Regions from separate parts of the Homo sapiens genome. Here region 1 is linked to region 2. Evidence: read pairs that join two places in POLR2A ChIA-PET (ENCODE). Cell type or tissue: OCI-LY7. All regions are shown on one strand.

Region 1 (5,000 bases), 100 kb after region 2:
GCATAGTCTAGTGCAGAGTTCTCAACCTCAGCTCTATTAACATTTTAGGGAGATAATTCTTTCCTGCTGGAGGTAAAGGTTGGGGGGGTGCTGTCTTGTGCATTTAGCAGCATCTCTGGCCTCCACCTACTAGATTCAAGGAACACCCTGTCCTCCCCAGTTGTAACAACAAAAAATCTCCAGACTTTTGCCAGAAGTCCTCTGGAGGGCAAAATCCCCCCTGATGAGAACCACTGGCATAACACATAGTACGTGCCTGCAGGAGGCGATATAGGGAAATGCTTATGGATATGGGTTTCTAAGGTGTGAACCTCAGGCAAATTTTGTTTTCTTAAGCCTCATCTGTAAAATAGGAATGATAATAATGCTAACTTCTTAAAGTTGTCTAAGGATTAAATACAATTGTGAATGTAAAAGCAATTTGCATAGTGCCTGGCACATGGTAAACTCAAAAGACTCAAAAGCTTCTGGTCTCATTTTTTTTCCTGTGAAGAGAAGGCATTGGGCTAAATTAGGGATGACACATCTTGACTTATTTGCTGCCACTTTCCTCCCGCCTTGTAGCAGACATCATTATGGCAGTCAAGGCTGCCTTATCCGCTAAGTCCAAATAGAGCCTCAGAATCGTTCTCAACACTGCGAGAAGCTGCCACTGATAGGCCAAGATCAGCATGTAAGATAATGCTGAATTGCCATTCTGGGGCTAGATGAACTTTAAGATCCCTAATAGTGTCAGTCTTCTGATATGATTACAAGTGAGGAGGAACTATTGTTTATCACTTCATCAACTTCTTTTATGAAGGGGTGGCGGAGCAAGGCCCAGAAAGTTGCTAGTGTCTTGACCATAATCATACAGCCTATGAATGGTCAGAGGCTAAGTCTCCTCTTAAAGAGCCATCTTTTTGCCACATCTACTGCCTATGGAAAGTGGGAAAAACACTTGTCTAAAGCAGAGTTGCCACCCTCTCCACCCTGTACAGCCCTACTCATCTTCTTCCTCCTTCACTTTTATCTGAAAAATGAATCAAAGTATTTAGTTGCATATGAACACCTTGTAAGCATTCTTTTACAACTGTTAGTATAATTCTTGACAAGGATTGTTCAAAAATTCACCAATTCCTTTATTAAATATAGATTGCCTGCTTTGTGTAAGGGATCATTCTTAGCAAGCACTTTAAAGTGAATAAAAATGAATCAGTGAGTGTCCCTTCAGTGCTTTTGTAGTTTTCTATATTGGGCAGATCAGATGTGGACATAAATAACTACAACACAAGCTAAAAAATGGAAGATGTCCTAAGAGGTACCAAAAATGTGTTCAGAGCAGAGAGAAATTATTTTGGGAATTAGGAGCAGAGAGCCATTTCCTGCATGTCTTTGTTAACGTTTTTAACTTTTGAACAAAAATGTATTTATTACAGTAAAGTTATCCTTGTAGAGGAAGTTGCAACATTGTTAGTTTTCCTGGTTCAGATATATTTCCTGCTTAGTTTAAGTCAATACGATCAGTGCAACTAAAAGTCACAGATTATTCTAATTCTAAATTGTTTTTCATCAGCTGTTTACAATTTCTGGGACATTCTAGAGGAAGATTGCTCACCTTTAGTTTCCTTTCTTTTCTTTTCTTTTTTTGTTTTTTTTTTTTTGAGACAAGATCTCACTGTTGCCTAGGCTGGAGTGCCGTGGTGGTGTTCCCAGACCAAACTAAGTGTTGGGCTGCTATTTCTCGTGGCCCAATAATGAGATGCAGATGAACTGGGGAGGAAAAGAGTTTTTATTTTTGCAACTGGGTACGGGGAGAAGGCCTGGAGATCATCGCCAGACCAACTCCAAATTACAAAGTTTTCCAGAGCTTATATACTTCCTAAGTTATATGTCTACATGTAAGTATGCATTCATCTAACACATAAGTAATTAACTTCTTTTAATCTGTAACTAAGGTCTGAGTCCTGAAGACCTTCCTCTGGAGCCTGAGTAAATTTACTTAATCTAAATGGGTCCAGGTGCTGGAATGATTACCCTTATCTTGTCTCCTGCTAAAGCATGGAAGTTTGGGGAGTTCCTTCCAACCCCCCCAATAAGCTTGTTTGTGGAAGCCTGGGGAGTTTCTTCAGACCCACAATAAAACTTGTTTAATCCTAAATGAGTCCTGTTAAGAATTCCTTCATTATTTTGTCGTGCTTTAAGTCCCAGGAAAGGCCTAGGCAAAACTCTTGGTGGGCTTTTCTTACACCTCAGCCTTTGTATAAGGGCACTGGCTTTTAATATTTAAATTATCCACTCAGTCAGTACTGAAACAGTTGTTATGGAGGCCTGCATTAGTGAGACCTGGCTTGCCACAGTGTGATCTTGGTTTGTCACAACCTCTGACTCCTGGGTTCAAGTGATTCTCATGCCTCAGCCTCCCCAGTAGCTGGCACTATAGGCACACACCACCACTAACCACACCCGGCTAACTTTTGTATTTTTTGTAGAGATGGGGTTTCACCATGTTGCCCAGGCTAGTCTCAAACTCCAGGGCTCAAGTGATCTGCCCGCCTTGGCCTCCCAAAGAACTGGGATTACAGGCATGAGCCACTGCACCCAGGCCTCCTTTGGTTTCAACAGGCTAGCTTTCTCCCAAGCATTTGACAGAATCAGGTTTGTTAGCATGTTATACTGTGAAGCATAGGCTACTTGTAAAAAGGAATATAACATGGGCTTAGGGACACCAATGTCATACACATTATTAAACCATGAAACAATATTCCCTTCACGACTGAACTACCTCAGAATTTGGGGTGAGCATTTAATTATCCTTTAGTTTCTGTCTCTGTAGCACATAGACATACTATATTATTATCTGCTGTATATCCTAAGTGTAATAATAATAGCCCATGCGTTTTAAGCATTTATGTGCCAGGCATTGCCAAACTGGGCTGCCAATTGCCATAGCTCCTGCCACCATTAGGAGGCCGCCTGTCAAATCAGAAAGATTTGGCAGAATTGCCAGAACCCTACTCCTTCTGTTACAAGCCACACCAGCAAAAAGTGTGCTTTGAATCCTGCTTCTTCCTTTATTACCTCTTTCCTGAATTCATGTCTTATGTAAGTGCATTGGGTTGGTACCTTCTAAACCACATCTGCAAATCTAACTGCGGGGGATTTGCAATGCAATTTTATCTCTCTGGCCTCTACACTATAGAAAAGCATATTAGAAGGAAATTGGGTTAGAAGTTGAGTGATCCAAGCCACAGCATTCACCATATATTTTCCTCCAAATCTCCAACAAATATGTTGGCAGAAAAAGTCGTTATGTGTTATGCTTTCGAGTATGTTTCCTTTTTTATAGAGTAACCCAGAAGACCTTTGTGAATTCCCCCTCATTTCCCATCTCCATATCCACTAACATCACCACTGTAGTATAAACCACCATCGTTTCTTGCCTGGAAAATTGCAACAGACCAGGAGCCACCATTGCTCTTACTATAAGCCCTTCTCTACTCTGAAGCCAGAGTGATTTTTTTTTTTTTTTTTTTTTTGAAGCTGGGTCTCACTCCACCCTACAAACTGGAGTGAAGTGGCAGGCAGAATCATGGCTCACTGCAGCCTCAAACTCCTAGGCTTAAGCAATACTCATGCCTCAGCCTCCCGAGTAGCTGAGACTACAGGCACACACCACCATGCCTGTCTAATTTTTGCATTTTTTGCTAGAGATGGGGTTTCACCATGTTGCTTAGGCTGGTCTCAAAGTCCAGGGCTCAAGCTGTCAGCCCACGTGAGCCTCCCAAGATGCTGGGATTACAGACATGAGCCACTATACCTGGCCCAGAGTGATTTTTTTTTAACCCAAATCTGATCATGAACATCTTCCACAGTTTCCCATTGCTCTTAGGATAAAGACTAAACTACTTACATGGTTCTCAACGTTCCACGTGGTCTGACATCTAACCAGCTTCATCCTGTGTCAAGTTCCCCCTTCTTCCTTTCCCTTTCTCCACATTGATCTGCTTCCAGGACTTTGTTCCTTCCAGGCATGGGGCATTGGGACAAACTTGCCCCACTCTCTGCTGGAATATGCTGTTCCTTTCTCTTCATTTAGTTAACGCAGACTTCCTTCAGACCTCCTTCAGTCATCTGTTCCTCTGGGAAGTCCTCCTTGACGTTCACAGTCAGGTCAACTCAGCCTATCATTGCTCTGGTTGAAACTAAGTTGTGTGTGTTTTTTGGAGGGGTGTGGAGGAGTTGTTTGTTTTGGTAGAACCTATCACAGTTGAAATTATGTTTATTTTTTGTGATTTTTCTGATTAATTTCTGTCTTCTAGCTGGATTGTAGGCTCCACAACGTGAAGATCATGTATATTTTTAGTCTCCTGCCAACCTAAATAACAAACAGAGAGGCTCTCTAAAAGAAAATGATATTTATTCATGGATAGGGCATTCCAGTGGGAGTATGTGTGCCATAGTCACCTATGTGTGTATTCAGGGAGGTAAAGGCTTTTAAGGGAAAAGTGAAGAGCATTACATTAATTGTTTCTGAGATAATTATCCTTGGCTTCAAGGATCAATAACAAAGGTGGTGCCAGTTTGAGGTTGGACAGGCAGTTGCTGGGTAGACACCCTTGCAGAGGTATTTTTTTGTGCAAGGTTGTGGTTTCTGCAGAGTCTTTGGGGACAGTTCTGGGTATCAGGCATACAAGCCTGGGAACTCTCCCTTCATGGCTTTCCCCACCTCTGTTTGTCAGAGTTTTTAACACAAATGACTCCATTTTGATTCTGACAACTTTCACACTCTCAGTGCCTGTCTCAATACCTAGCACCTAGTAAGCATTCAAATATTCGTTGAATGAATAAACAGAATCCCAAAGAATAAACTTGAATGGTGGCTGGAGCTGGGGAGATGGGAGGTGGATGCCCATTCCAGGCCCAGTGAGCAGAGATGTTATTAGAGTTAATGTGCTAGTGTTCAGGTCACAGAGATAATTTTGTAGCAACTTGACAACGGAAAGATGCTGCCTCCTTTA
Region 2 (5,000 bases):
GACTCAAGGGTCTCTTCTGAGTTTTTCTCTTGCCTTCAAAGTACACCATAATGATTGGCTTTCCTGTACCATCATGGAATATTTAAGTCTCAGAGTGTGACACAGAATGAAGAAGTCATTTACCCAGCTCTTTCATTTAGAGATGAGGAATCTATGCTGAGTGATTTGTTTGGGGCTGCGAAAAATGAGTGAGGGGCTTTTAAGGACCAGGACCCAGGTCTTTTGACTCCAACTCATGAGCACACACCTTGTATGAAGGGGAGAAAAACTCCAAAACAGGCTCCTGTGTGAATGGGACTGGGGCCTGAGGTGAGATATTTTTCCTTTTTATATCACCCAGGACTGTTTTAATATTTTACCTTTATTATATTTTAATTTAAAAAAAACCTTTCAGTGACATGTCACAGAGCCCTGCCCTTTGGTGTCTGAGCACAGAAGAGAATCACAGACTCTGCACTCAGATATAATACTCTTGTATGCCAACTACAGGGCATTCATGACTCTTCAAGGAGACCCACTGCTTTGCTGGACAGCACCAGCTGAGAACAGTGCTCTCTCTTACAGAGTGCTCAAAACTATTTTTTCAGAGCTAATTGAAATTTGCAATCAAAGCAGAGATACATTCTGACTAATCAACACATGCATGACTTAGAATCACAGGAGTAGGTGGCAGAAGTTTAGCACAATAAACTCTTCTTTATCTTGATCCAAATCAGAAGTGAATTATTTTCACAGTGCTACACAATAACTGGTTCTCATAATGAGAACCTAGTGACAATGTTAAGATCTCAGAGAACTTTACAAATCAAAGAAGGAATGACTTTAGTGCCAAGTATGTTATAGTCCAGTTTGTAACGGAGCTTCTTTTTAATAGGGGGGTCCCTGCTTAAAGGTCCAAAGCTCATTATCAGGAACTAGAGATACAAAGATGTAAAATCAAGTGCTGGATCTCAAAAAGCTAACATACATTACAAATGTTAATAAAAGGGATACCACAAGGTTGAAAATTTGTAAATTGTCAAATGGGAGATTCACACAAACCTGCTGCAGGAGTTCAGACAGGCATAATCTCCAAAGCCTAGATCCACATGAGCTGGGACTCCCAGAAAAAATGACACACAGTAAGCAGCAGGGTGTCTTAGATTCCTGAGGCCAACTTGATGAGCAGTCACAAACTTTGGTGGCTTAAATAAACAGATATTTATTCTCTAGCCGTTCTGGAGGCCAGAGGTCCAAAATCAAAGTGTTGGCAGGTCCACGCTCCCTCTGGAGGATCTCAGGGGGATTCATTCCTTGCTTCTCCCTCTGGTGGCTGCCAGCATTCCATGGCATGGCTTGGCTTGTAGCTGCATCACTCCAATCTCTCTCTCCACCATCACATCACCTTTTCCTCTATGTCTGTCTTCTCCCGAACGTGTTTCTTATAAGGACATTTGTCAGTGAATTTAGGGCCCACCTGGATAATCTGAGCTGCCCTACTCATCTCAAATCCTTAAATTAATTACATCTGTAAAGGTCCTTTTTCCAAATGTGGTAACATTCACAGCTTCCAGCATTAGGATGTGGATACATCTTTTTCTTTTAAAACAGTGTATATATTTATAGGGTACCTGTGCAATTTTCTTACATACACAGTTTGCATAGTGGTCAAGTCAGGGCTTTCAGGGTATCCATCACCACGTACATTGTGTCCATTACCTAATTTCTCCCCCTCCTCCCTCCCCCACCCTCACCTGCTGAGTCTCCATTATCTAGATCATTCCACTCTCTATGTCCACCTGAATACATTTTTTAGCACTCACTTATGAGAACATGTGATATTTGTCTTTCTGTGCCTGGCTTATTTCACTTAAGATAATGACCTGGTCCAGTTCCATCCATGTTGCTGCAAAATACATGATTTCACTCTTTTTGATGGCTCAACAGTATTCCATGTGTGTATATATTTTCGTCATCCATGCAATCATTGGTGGAAACAGGTTAATTTTATATCTCTGATATTGTAAATACTGATGCAATAAACATATGAGTGCAGGTACCTTTTAGATATATTTATTTCTTTTCCTTTGGCAAGATACCCAGTAGATCACATGGTAGTTCTTTAGTTCTTTGGGAAATCTCCAGACTGTTTTCTGATGAGGCTGTACTAATTTACATTCCCATTGACAGTGTGAAAGAGTTCCCTTTCTTCTGCATCCTCACCAACATGTTGTTGTCTTTGTATTAATAGTCATTTGACTTATATAAGATGATATCTCATTGTGGTTTTGATTTGCATTTCCCTGATGATTATGTTGAACATTTTTTCATATACTTGTTGGCCACTTGTATGTCTTCTTTTGAAAAATGTTTATTCATGTCCTTTGCTTGTTTTTTAATGAGATTATTTGTTTTTTGTTGTTGTGGTTGAGCTGTTTGAGTTCCTTGTATATTCTGGATATTAGTTCCCTGTTGGAAGCATAGTTTGCAAATATTTTCTCCCATTTTGCAGGTAGTCTGTTCACTGTTTTCCTTTTGCTGTGCAGAAACTTTTTAGTTTAATTAAGTAGGAAGTGAACATGTCTTTTTATGATTCAGCTCACTACACAGGGCCCCAGGGACCACGGGGCCAAGATGTGCCAGGAATGTGATTCATCTGAAGTAGGAACAGAGAGGAGGTGATTTAGGGTGATGTGGGCTTGTGAACAGATGCAGTGGAAAACACAGCTGAACTTGACGGTAGGGCCAGGGTGTAGGTTTTAGAGGGATATCAGATGACACTAGGGAAGTCTTCTGTTGTGCCTCTGTCCTACTTCTTGCACTGTCACTTCTGGACCTTTAGTATTTTAATATTATCAAATTACTGAAGCAGACTTTCCCCTCCCCAGGAAAGAGCTATTGAATCGGTCAGCTCAGTTCACATTTGCATCAATAGCTTCTTGAGAACATTCCATTACCTTGTACAGCTGCTATGCTGTGCTCTCAACCAGAGCATCTGGGCCAGGGTTCTGCCTTCCTGTATCTTAAATGTGCCCACTGCCAACCATGAATAAATATATTTATTTTCTTAAGGCATCCCATGCAGTTTTCATCAAAGTAATATTTCTAAATCTCACCCAAATATATTTGCTGTGATTATTATTCCAGGATTGCAGAACAATACAGACAGTTCAGCAACTTTCTGGAAGTGTTTTAAGATTTCAGTTTCTCGTGATCTTCAGAGTGTGGAATGCAGCTGACAGTCTGTCATTTGTGGATGTGGAGAGGAACAAAGAAGTCCTGACAACTCAAATATGTCATTTGAGCTGATACTTTAACCTCTTCTGATATCAAATGTTTGTTTGTGTCTTATAAGACTTACTCAGAGTGGAAATATATTGAGAGCTCAGTCTTATTTCTTCAGCCTTCCTGCCTCTGAGGTATGTTATAACCATAGGGGTGGCTAAAAGGTCAGCAGTAAGGAGGAGAAGTAAAAGGCCCAGAAAATGAGAATCTAGAAAACTATAAGAACTATATAGTTAATTATTTTTCTCAGTGGGGTCCACTAGAAAACAAACAAACAAACAACAACAGCAACAACAAAAAAAAACAGCTCCAGGCAAACAGGGATCCTAAGGCTACTTCAATCATCCACGTTCTTCTTGGCCCTGCATTCATAAAGATGTGAGCTGAGGGAGGCTTGTTTAAATAACAACCATTTGTACATAAGGCATGGAACTTGAATTAACTTCTGAAGAAGTCTTCTAGCATCTAAAGAAACCCAGTGCTCTCCAAACAGTTGGTTGCCGGGTCACCTACCATTTATTAGCCATGGGACTCCAAACAAATCAGTTAATATCTTTGGGCTGTATTTCCTTTCCACAGTGGGGGAAACATTACAGACCCCACTGAGTTGTGCTGAGACTCCAAAGGGTAGCATGAAAGGATATTATGAGCTGTGAAGATGCTATCGGAGAGTTTTCACTTCGAGTGTCCCATGCTGAGTCTTCCTGAGAGCAGCCTAGACACAAGCCAAGCTGCCTGCCCCTGCACTGTGCCACCCACCTCCCAGCTGAAAAGATGAAGCAGGGAAGCAGCTGTGACATTGCTTAAGGGCTCCCGGGACTCCTCTGCTCACAAAAGGCGAATGTTTATTTGTCAAACACTTACATAGCACTTCCTACTACAGGCGCTCTTCAAACTAAGCAACCTACACCTAATAAGAAAACAAGGCAGAGAGAGGGTATTAACTTTGTCCAAGATCAAACAACTTATAAACAGCCGGAGATTCAAACACTGGCCATCTGGCTCCAGAGTTCATGCTCGCTGCCTCTCCTCTTCTATGATCATCATAGAACAGTGTGAGACAACCACGATGTTTCCAAGGTCCCTCCTCCTTGACTGGACTTTCTTGTGGTGTTTATTCAGCCTATACTGAATACTGAAATAAATTTAGAGATGCTAAATCTTAGTATCTCTAAAGACATTATGAAATTGAAAGAAATAAATGGGGCCAGGTGTGATGGCTCACACTTGTAATCCCAGCACTTTGGTAGGCCGAAGGGGGTGGATCACCTGAGGGCATGGTGGTACTACAGGTGCACACCTGTAGTCCCAGCTACTCAGGAGGCTGAGGCAGGAGAATCGCTTGAACCCAGGAGGCAGAGGTTGCAGTGAGCCAAGATTGCAGCACTGCACTTCAGCCTGGGCAACAGAGTGAGACTCTGTCTCAAAAACAAAAAAAAAAAAAAAGAAAGAAATGGGACTAACCATTTTCAATACCCAGACAGCTGAAATGATAAACACCTGGACATTATTAAAGTGTTAATTCACTTTTCCCTCCTTGGCAAATTCTTCCCCATTCCACTCACCTGTTTTATGAGTTCCGGCCCTGAGCCCAGCCAGGCTGGGCTCTCTGGAGTGCGGCATAATCTAATACCCTGCATAAATAAGCTCTCATCAGGTGACCCTGGGAGAGTTCAAGCCACTGTAGTTCAGCCCAGAAACAGCAGGGTGACAAGAGTGAATTGCATAATTGTATG

Evidence for each region. Peaks named below come from ENCODE experiments on the same cell type or tissue, not always from the same donor. Only the 100,000 strongest peaks of a DNase experiment are listed, where the experiment ranks them.
Region 1: POLR2A ChIA-PET joins it to region 2 with 5 read pairs; 9 of 35 experiments call an interaction of 5 or more read pairs at or near these places.

The regions. Positions count from the first base shown.
Region 1 is chr7:24,982,886-24,987,885 of GRCh38, forward strand. No RefSeq gene overlaps it. Among named protein-coding and RNA genes, the nearest start is that of OSBPL3, 5.2 kb to the left of the region's middle. In OCI-LY7, a CTCF peak has its summit at 261 (motif pointing right); no DNase peak of the experiment used is centred here.
Region 2 is chr7:24,880,533-24,885,532 of GRCh38, forward strand. All of the region lies in intron 2 of OSBPL3 (oxysterol binding protein like 3), which reads right to left. Among named protein-coding and RNA genes, the nearest start is that of OSBPL3, 97 kb to the right of the region's middle. In OCI-LY7, no CTCF peak of the experiment used is centred here; a DNase peak (open chromatin) is centred at 2,939; H3K4me3 peaks cover 1,114 bases; H3K27ac peaks cover 4,165 bases.